2 separate regions of the Homo sapiens genome follow, and region 2 is linked to region 1. A link is an interaction called in ENCODE POLR2A ChIA-PET data of the cell type or tissue named here. Cell type or tissue: MCF 10A. All regions are shown on one strand. Region 1 has its middle 140 kb from the start of SLC28A3-AS1. Region 2 overlaps RMI1 (RecQ mediated genome instability 1).

Region 1 (5,000 bases):
CAAGCCTAGCTTTCCCATGGAGGAAACCAGCGCTACCAGGCTCTTTGTCACCCTTCTAGATATTTCTATGCCTATACACATGTGTATACACATGTATTCAAGTAATCACACACATTCTGCCCCCACTTCCAAATGCTTGCACCACACACACGCTGAATGTTCTTAACATCTTGTGTGTCTTACCTTGTATTTTTACCCTCAAGTTTGTATTGTGGAGATTATACCCTCTCAATATAGAAAGGGATGGCTTGCATTGGGTTTTGATTATTCAATGCTTTTTTAAGGCTATGTATTTCCCAGTATGGATGTATCATAATTTATGTAAGCAATTCCATATTGATGTGTATTTGAGTTGTTTCCAGAGTCGTGCTATTCCAAGCAAAGCTGCCATAGATTTTGCAAACCCTCCAAGCTTTTATGCAAGACTACTCTAGTTTCCTTTAAAAGAAAGACATACACACCATGCTTACATAAAAAGAGAAGGCAACAAAAATCCCCTTTCCAACACACTTAGAATCTGACATTCTTTTAACAGAAGTAGCTGCTCCCCCGACAGAATCAAAACAACGCGGTAAGGATTCGGGCTGTAGAGCTGGCTCCCGTCTCATAATTCCTACTCCCATCTCAACAGATGGCTTTGTAGACAAACCACTGAGGCTCCAGGGTATAAGGATTTCTACCAAGGATATGTTTTCCTTTACCCTCTGACCCTGAGCCAGTTCATAGAAAACCCAGCTTTATTGTTTTTGCAGCCTTTCTTCCCTCAACAAACATCAAGGCTCTGCCTCCATTCCAAGCTGGCATTTCTCCCAGAAAATTGCTCCAGTGTACCTCACGCCTGCCTGGCAATGAATGCAAGTCAAGAAATTGCAAGCAAAGACCTTTAGACAATAGAAACGAAACCAAAGTGCCAGGGGACAAAAGAACGGGAAAGAGACCACTCATAAGGGAAGTGAAAGTGTTAGGCCTTGCATTATCATGTCGTTTGTCCAAATCACCTTTTGCCAACATTCGACCAAATCAAAAGGGGCCACAAGTTTCTCTCAACAACAGCCAAAAGAAATTCATCCAATAATCAAATTCCTCCAGCAGCAAGAAAGAATATCTCATGGTCACACACACACAATGTTTAATTCATTTGGGCAGATTTGGGAGAAAATGAGCTTAAATTAATAAAAAGTCAGGATGATGGACTACTTAAGGAATACAAAATGCAATCCTGTGAGCACTGAACTAGGGCAAGTGCACCATCCACAGAGCTGACCTTAAGAAAATATGCTTTATATGAAAACTGACGTGTCTGAAGTCTTTAAAAATAGTTTATCCTATAGAGCAGATTGAACATTTCCATATGAGGTTCTTCTTAATTTGAGTCACCAGACATCTTTCCTGCCCATTTTATATTAATTAATTCATGTTCCAAATCTGAAAATGCATATGGTTCTATTTTAATGCTTCGATACAGCAAAAACACAAATACTTCAAACACCCTAAAGACAGCCTTTTACTAGTTTGGAGGCTGTTTCTGCATGAAAAGTTAGCACAGTCATGCATCGCTTAATGAAAGGCATGCATTCTAAGAAATGCATTGTTACGGAATTTTGTCATGTGCCAACATCATAGAGTGCACTTTTCCAAACCTAATTTTATAGCCAACTACACACGTAGGCTAGATGGTACAGCCTATTTCTCCTAGGCTACAAATCTGTACAGCATGGGACTGTACTGCATACTGGAGGCAACTGTAACACAATGGTAAGTATTTGTGTATCTAAACATAGAAAAGGTACAGTAAACACATGGTGTTATAATCTTATGGGACTATATTATAATCTTATGGGAACATCATATATGTAGTCTATCAGTGACTAAAATGTTGTTATGTGGTGCATGACAGTATTGCAATTATGTGTCTTACTAAGGGGGTAGTCAAGGCTCAGAGACTGACCCAGCTGCTTTCCTAAAGGCTACTCAGGACAAGGGCTTTGTTATTAGACAGTGCTATTAGACTGGATGTACTTTCCCCAGATTGCTCAAGCTTTCATCCATAGTAAGTGATTATACACTGGGCTCCTTTGAGTTTAGGTACATGGAATGATGTCATGTCCTTGGCACAAGATAGCGCTGTCCTCCTGCAAGAGTTCACACCAGCTTGCAGTGGGGTAAAGTGGGGGCAGCAGAGGGAAGGAACTCAAGGACCTCAGAGACCTTTGGGCCCACACTTTTCAGAAGCCTTCTGAAATGGCAGAGCAAGTCAGGACCTGCCAAGGTATGATTCAGAATTGCAGCACCCCAAAGCTAGCAAGAAACTTGTAGGTCACTAACTCACCCCAGCCCATCCCCCGAAGCCCAGTAAGGGCTATACAGTTGGGTAAAGGCAGGACCTGGGCTAAAACTCAGGTATGTTCTTTTTTAAAGAGATAGATCTGGCTATGCTGGCAGGCTGGAGTGCAATGGCTATTCTCATGTACACTCAGGGCTCACTGCAGCCTCAAATTCCTAAGCTCAAGCAATCCTCCCAACTGAGCCTCCCGAGTAGCTGAGACTACAGGCACGCACCACCACACCTGGCTAAACTCAAGTATCTTGACTGCCAGATTGGCAGCCTGTCTCTTACAGCAGTGCTTCTCCAACTTTAACATGTGTATGAATCACCTGGGGAGCTTATTAAATGTAATTCTGATTCAGATCGAGGGTAGGGTACGAAATTTTGCATTTTGAATAAGCTTCCTGTGATGCCAGTGTTGCTAGTGGAGGACTAATTCTCTGAGAAGCACATTATTACATCTCCATTCTTAACATTTCTCAATCACAGAAAAATCCAGAAAACAGTCCCTCCTGCACTGCCTGGGATCTGAAGAAAGACAGTCATTTTCTTAATCTCTTTTTATTATTATTATTATCAAATTGACTTCAAACAATTAAGTCCCAGCCTTCTCCACTGGAGAGGTCCCTGAATTTCTGCCTAGCCACTTAGTGGGAAGGGAAAGAAAACTGTAAGACTAATATTCCCATCCTTTCTATCAGGTGAGTTTCCATCTAAAGCAGCAGCTCTCCAAGTGTCATCCACAGACCAACAGCTTCACCCAGACTCTTGGTAGAAATGCAAATTTTAAAACTCTAGGAGTGAGTCCCAGAAAGATGTGTTTTAACAAACCTCTCCAGGTGATACAGATACAGTCTCAAGTCCAAGAATCAGTGAGGTAAGACTCATAGCCAAGAGCAGCCAATCAGTGCTTGCAGCTCTGTATCAAGGAAGGGGATTGTATCCAAAAAGTGCTCGCAAAACAATCATCCTCCAGCTCCAGGACATGGACCACTTTGGAGCAAAGAATTGTATATAATCATAACCCAAACCAATGAGTCTGCATGATTATGTGGCCCACCCATGGTGTCTCTCTTCATTGAACTCAAAGATTCCCGAAGCATCAAAAAAGACACTCAAATTTGCTCCCTCAAGGGTTCCTGTCCTTCAGGAAGTACAACCGTAGTGTCCTTGGAACCACGTGTGTGGTCATAGCCCTCTCTGCCTCACACCCCTGGGTGGAGTGCTTTATATACCTGGCTCTCTCCACCAGATAAGATGACAGCTTCTTGCCATGTTCATCTGTGTGTGTGTGTACACGTGTACCCGTGTGTATGTGCCCGTGTGCCCGTGTGTGTAAACTCCTCAACTATATGTTCTTGGAACAGACACCATCTCAAGCTCCATCCTGTCAAACAGGCTGGGACACCAGCAGGTGAAGCTGATGCAGCCGACCTGTGTTCTGCCATGGTAATATTATGGAAATCCTGTAAATATAATCCCACACCTTCTACCGTCTATGCACCTCCCTCATTTTTTAAAATGAGAAACAATAAGAAAACCTCGTGAAAATGTTTGCTGTAACTTTTAAGCTTAATAAGCCCAGCCCTAATAGAACATTCGCTTCTTTGTCTGGCATATAAAGTTGTGATTCATCTGTACGCAATTCCACCTTGTTTGTTATACTGTTGCCATGACAACATTTTTCAAGTACCAAGTAAATTGTGGAAGAGCACATACAAACAGCACACTCCTATAGGTAAATACTTCATTACTATCTGCACACACATTTCATTCACTGCATCCGCTCTCTCCTATCTCAATAAACGCAGCTCTATTTACATCCAGTTTTTGAATTCTTTCCTCCCAAGGATATGTGAAAGCTTTGCTCCACCTGAAAAAGTCTAAATCAAAGACGATTTGGGTTTGAATATTTTAAAATATTTTTCTTTTTCCACAGTTATTCTGGAGGGGCTATCGACACAACAGAAGTTTTAAATATCAAACCAAGAAGTTAATATCCAAAGTTCTCTCCAACCCAAAGAGCAGACATTTCTGCCTTCCATCTCCATGCAAACCGCACAACACCCAGACACCAGTGGTGGACTTTGAGAGTTGACATCCTAGTAGTTTACATGCTTGTTGGGCATTTGTGTACTTATAGCCATACGAGCTCTAAGCCCCAAGTGGCCAGGATGTCTGTATCATATCTTGAGATGTGCTTAGATACAGATCTGTATCTCATCTTCACCTCTCCCATATCAACCAATGCAATGGTTCCATGGATAGATGCATTGGAATCATTTGGGAGCTTTCAAAAGTAGATTCCTGGGTGCCATACCTGGGAACTACGTTCTGAGTAGGTCTATAAAATGGCCATAAAAATTGTCCTTACTCAGAGGACTGTTGTGAGAATTATATGAGATCAAAAATGCACATAAGGCTGGGCGCCGTGGCTCACGCCTATAATCCCAGCACTTTGGGAGGCCGAGGCGGGCAGATCAAGAGGTCAAGAGATCAAGACCATCCTGGCAAACATGGTTAAACCCCATTTCTACTAAAAATACAAAAAAATTAGTTGGGTGTGGTGGTGCGTGCCTATAGTCCCAGCTACTCGGGAGGCTGAGGCAGGAGAATCGCTTGAACCCGGGAGGCAGAGGTTGCAGTGAGCCAAGATCGCACTACTGCAATCCAG
Region 2 (5,000 bases), 140 kb after region 1:
TATCCTACAATGCACACAGGACAGCCCCATAAGACTTATCCTACCAAAAACGTAGCAGCAGAATAACAGAGAAACAAGCACAGTAAAAACACACATAATATTAGTCTGTACAACGTACAGGAGAGCATGCAAGTGGGCAGGGGAATTCATGAAACACTGTAACAGGCACCTAAAGCTTAAACTGAATTGGAAATGATTTAGGAAGGTAGGGGGATCAGGCACTATAAGCATGAGTATGAAAGTAAGAGGTATATTCTTCCACATGTTTAGTGCACTACAAATAACTTGGTACCCCTAAAACTCAGAGGCAAAGAGTAATGGGGCAAGATAAGGCTAAAAAAGAAGTCAGGGGCCAGATCACGAAAGTCCTTACTTACTCAATGAGGAGTTTGGACTTCACCCTATAAGTAATGGGGTGGGAGGAGGTTGGTATTAAAGGTTAATGAAGAGAAAACAAGAAGAAACTTATTTTCGAAAGATCACTCTGCTAACATTATGGAGTACGGTTTGAGGGCAAAATAAGATAAAAGACCAATTAGTAAACCACTGCAGTAATCCAGGCCAGAGAAGACTAGAAACAGGATGTACCAAGAACCAATATAGTAGCATAGATTGATAAAAAGTACGATAGCCAGTCTTTAATGACAATATGAAAAGAAGTTCTAATCCCAATTTTCAAGCCCCATTCACAGAGATGAGAGTATAGAAGGAGAAAATTTAATGAAAAGATAATGAAAGATAAAGCTATCCCATTCAGATCACTTATTAAAAAGCTATGCAAGTATATAGACAAGATTATTACTAGGGCATATATTAGCAATATCTGTGTCCTGGTGCTTTGAACCCTGATACAACAATGAAAATATTTTAAAATCTTTCTCTTCTACTTCTATTATCATACATCATACATGTATTTATCTTACTTCCTGATATTTCGTTACATTATTTTCAATAAAATAAAACACCAATGTATTTTGTTATTTAAGGATTTGTTTAATGTTTTAAAATTCAAAGCACTTTAAATTATTTTAAGACAAAAGATTAATAAAAACAACATTACCTTTCAAATACAACTTTATAACAGCACAGTGGAAGAATGGTAAACAGTCCCTCTTTTTTTTAAAAAAAAATCAGTACTTAAAACCAAAGGAAGGCTTATATGTACAGCTAATTCAGAAAGGGAACAATGACACCTAAAGACATAGATAAATGCTTCATTTTAATCCAATAAATGTCCTACCTACTGGATCTTAATAATGATGTTTTCAATATGCCATTTAAAATAAACTATCCTTGAAAATAAAGTTTTAAATCATTCAATATAATCTATGAAATAGCATCTAGTTAACTAGATTACCTTAAATATACCAAATATTATAATCAGCAAAATAAAAACCAGTAAATCAATTTGTATCTGAAAGCCTGATGTTCTGATCTACTGGATTTTAATTTTTTTTCCCTAAGATTAACAATATAAACAAATCTTTTGGGTACTCAACATATTATGACAAGCTCAGGCATGTTCAGGGTGGTATGGCCATAGACAGTACCAACATATTAGAAGGAAATTACCTATTTATAATTATTAACTTTCAAAAATATGACTCACCACCGAACACCAGTACAATATTTTAGCAATCATCTTATGTGACGTGACAAGTGGAAAACAAATTTCTCAACAATAGTGGGTCACCATATTCCTCCATCTAACAGTTACTTTTAAAAAAAGTAAACTTTGGAGGCCATGACGGCAGGAGTGAGAGGCCAGGAGTTTGAGACCAATCTGGGCAACATAGCAAAACTCTGTCCCTACAAAACAATAATAGTAATTATAAATTAGCTGGGCATGGTGGTACATGCCTATAGTCCCAGCAACTCAAGAGGCTAAGGCAGGAGGATCGCTTGAGCTCAAGAGGTTGATGCAATAACCTATGATCATGCCACTGCACTCTAGCCTGGGCAACAGAGCAATACCCTGACATTAAAAAAAAAAAAAAAAAGATTAACTTATTTTCAAAAGCTCCACATATAACAAACATGATTAAACACTTTAAAATTAAACTGAAATAAGCTATGAAATTTCATTTTTCCTTTTTACACAAAGTATCATAAGTAAAATTGTGAACAAATTCTAAATATTTCCTTGTTGTTTTTAATTGTTCCTAATACTATTTTAGTTTAATTATTTATTTAACCGCTTCTTTAGATTCTCAAGGTGTTCCATATTAACATCTTGTAATGCCAGTACCATTGCTTTAGACAAGGAAGGATTAAATGAAATAGTCATTAGACAGCACAAATCTATTAGATCTCTTTGACATTTCTGCAACCCTTCCAGGAACTTTTGGTATTGAAGAGGATCCTTTTTTGACTGTTTCATTTCTGGTACTGAGAACCCTATCAAGCTAGTAAGTATTTCATCCACAAAGTCTACATCTAGATATGCAGTACCATCAGACACCTTTGCAGTTATACTCCAAATACCACCAGAACTTGAGAGATTTCCAGTTAAGGTTACAATAAATGCTTTCACTTTCACTGTTGTAACTTCCTTTGGTTTGCTGGCCATTAGAACAGACAAATAGACAAAGGGTGGAGAATACAAATCCATGGCAATAGAAAGATTAATGCTATTCTCTGATGATCTTAAAGAACAACTCTGTAAATTACAATCATTTTCATTAGAAATTTGTGAATTCCTTTTCTGTACATAGTTGACCACCTCTCTATTTAATATTTTATTATTTAAGGAATGGCTATCTGAACTGCTGGTTTGTTTTATTTTATTATCTGTCTCTAAGTTCTTTTCTTTATTTGTAAAATCATGGGCTAAGGGTACATTACAATGAACTGAAAAAATACTCCTGTTTTGGTCTCTAACAGATGGACAACCAAATGATTTGTCTTCATTAGTCATTTGTTCAGATACATTTTTTTCACTCCAATTATTGTTTCCATTTTTGCAAGTCAAAGAAAAGTTATTCGTAGTATTAGGATTATGTGAAAATCTCTCTATACTTCGATCGGCATTTCTGTTAAAAGTCAATGGTTGCAATTCCTTAGTTTCCATCTGTTCTTTCTGGACAGTTTCTTCTAAAAGCAAGGCCTCCTCCAGTGAAAAGTCATCTAATTCTCCATCCATTACATGTATAGATAGGTTTGATGGTTCCTCTTTTGGTCTTGGAGAAATAACAAATTCTGGCTCAAAACTTGACTGTCTTGTGGGAATGGTATTTGAGGAACTACCTGTGGTGAAACATCGTTCTGAGGAAGTGTCATTATTTGCTGTAAGCTCATCATTTTCATCAAGACTTGCCAAGAGTTCTTCATCAGAAGGACCTAATGCAGGATCTAGAACATCTGTAACTCTGGGAATGTTTTCGTTAGAATTGTTTGGTATGACTGAAACTACAAGATCAGGTTCCCCTATTAATCTTGCAAGTACTTTTTCTTGGGCATATTCTTCTAAAAGAGCATCTACTTCACCTCCTAACACTTTCACGTTTTCTGGTTTCAATAAGAGAACACCAAGACGGAAAGATATATTTCCATAAATCAAAATTTTTGTACCTGGAGGAAGATCACTATGAAGAATTGGAATAGGCTGATATTCCATTCCCTGTATTTGTACGATTCCATCAGTTAGCTGCAGCATCAACATTCGTGAAGGCTTTGCTTCCCAAGGTTTTGGGGTTACTTGTGCTTCAGCTGTAACTAGATCATTTGTTGTATTCTTTCCTCTCAACTTCTGTATCTGGGAGTATGCAGGCTGACTTACATCAACCAAGGAATTAATCTGCAGAGCATAAAATCCATTTAATTCTCCTTTTGGAATTTCTAAAATGCCATCGGGTAAAAGAGGATGCTCCAAATCCCTCAGATCAGTAAGGAGCCACTGCTCAAACACTTGTTTATTCATTTGGGCCTGACTCAAGTTAACATTATTATTTTCTTCTTGAATCCAGTTAATACAAGCTTCCAGCCACATCGGAGGTACTTTAACATGCCATGCAGCTAAAAGCCAAGTTTCAGCTCTTAATGCAATACTAGTCACATTCATTTCTTTTAAATAAAAGAAATAATATGCATCTATTACCTGAAAACAAAAAACAAAAAAATTTAGATAATTCAGTATATTTGAATACAGCTTCTGTAATTCTCTACAATGCACAGACAGGCACACCCTTTAGATTTTTCACTCTTCAGCATCTTACATGGTCGAAATTGAAACACTACACATAATCAGATGGTAAAATGAGAAAATCAAAAGGTTTGAGACAGCTATACCTAGGTTTGAAAGCTGGCTCTGTCAAGTTACAAGATATGTGACCTAATATAAAATTCTCAACTTCTGTAACCAGTTTTTTCATCTATAAAATGTCAACACTACCATCTATCTTATAGGATTGTTAACAGGATCACATGAATTATATTTGTAAAGCATAATGTCAGACCTATAAAGGATATTCAGTAAACAGTAGTTACATTAGCCTCCCTTATCTATGGGGAATATGCTCCAATACCCCCAGTGGATGTCTGAAACTCTAAATATTATCAAACTTAATATATATTATTTTTTTAAATCCGATGACCAACCAGCTACTAAGTGACTAAAGGGTGGGTAGCATAAACAGCATAGATATGCTGGACAAAGGGATGATCCAAGTCCAGGGTATGATTTCATCACACTATTCGGAACAGCACTAAATTTAAAACTTATGAATTATTTCTGGAATTTTCTGCTAAATATTTTCAGACCTTGGTTGACTGCAGATAACTGAAACCACAGAAAGCAAAACCACGGAGAAAGGGAGACTACTGTATAATATATTATAATTGATCTAATAATCACATTCTAATCATTTAAAATTTAGTTAAGAAACAATGTTCACTAATGTTCTTTATGTATGTGCAATAGTTCTAATTTAACTCTATTAAAACATACCACTGTGTCTGTCCATTTAGTACTTGAATATGTGGTCTAAAGATAAAATTATAAC

What was found. Peaks named below come from ENCODE experiments on the same cell type or tissue, not always from the same donor. Only the 100,000 strongest peaks of a DNase experiment are listed, where the experiment ranks them.
Region 2: POLR2A ChIA-PET joins it to region 1 with 5 read pairs; 2 of 35 experiments call an interaction of 5 or more read pairs at or near these places.

What each region holds. Positions count from the first base shown.
Region 1 is chr9:84,135,323-84,140,322 of GRCh38, reverse strand. No RefSeq gene overlaps it. Among named protein-coding and RNA genes, the nearest start is that of SLC28A3-AS1, 140 kb to the left of the region's middle. In MCF 10A, no CTCF peak of the experiment used is centred here; DNase peaks (open chromatin) are centred at 812, 2,192 and 3,972.
Region 2 is chr9:84,000,047-84,005,046 of GRCh38, reverse strand. RMI1 (RecQ mediated genome instability 1) reads right to left here. Exons shown (of 3, transcript NM_001358291.2): 3 at 973-4,096. The coding sequence starts at 4,060. The coding sequence ends at 2,183. Among named protein-coding and RNA genes, the nearest start is that of RMI1, 22 kb to the right of the region's middle. In MCF 10A, no CTCF peak of the experiment used is centred here; no DNase peak of the experiment used is centred here.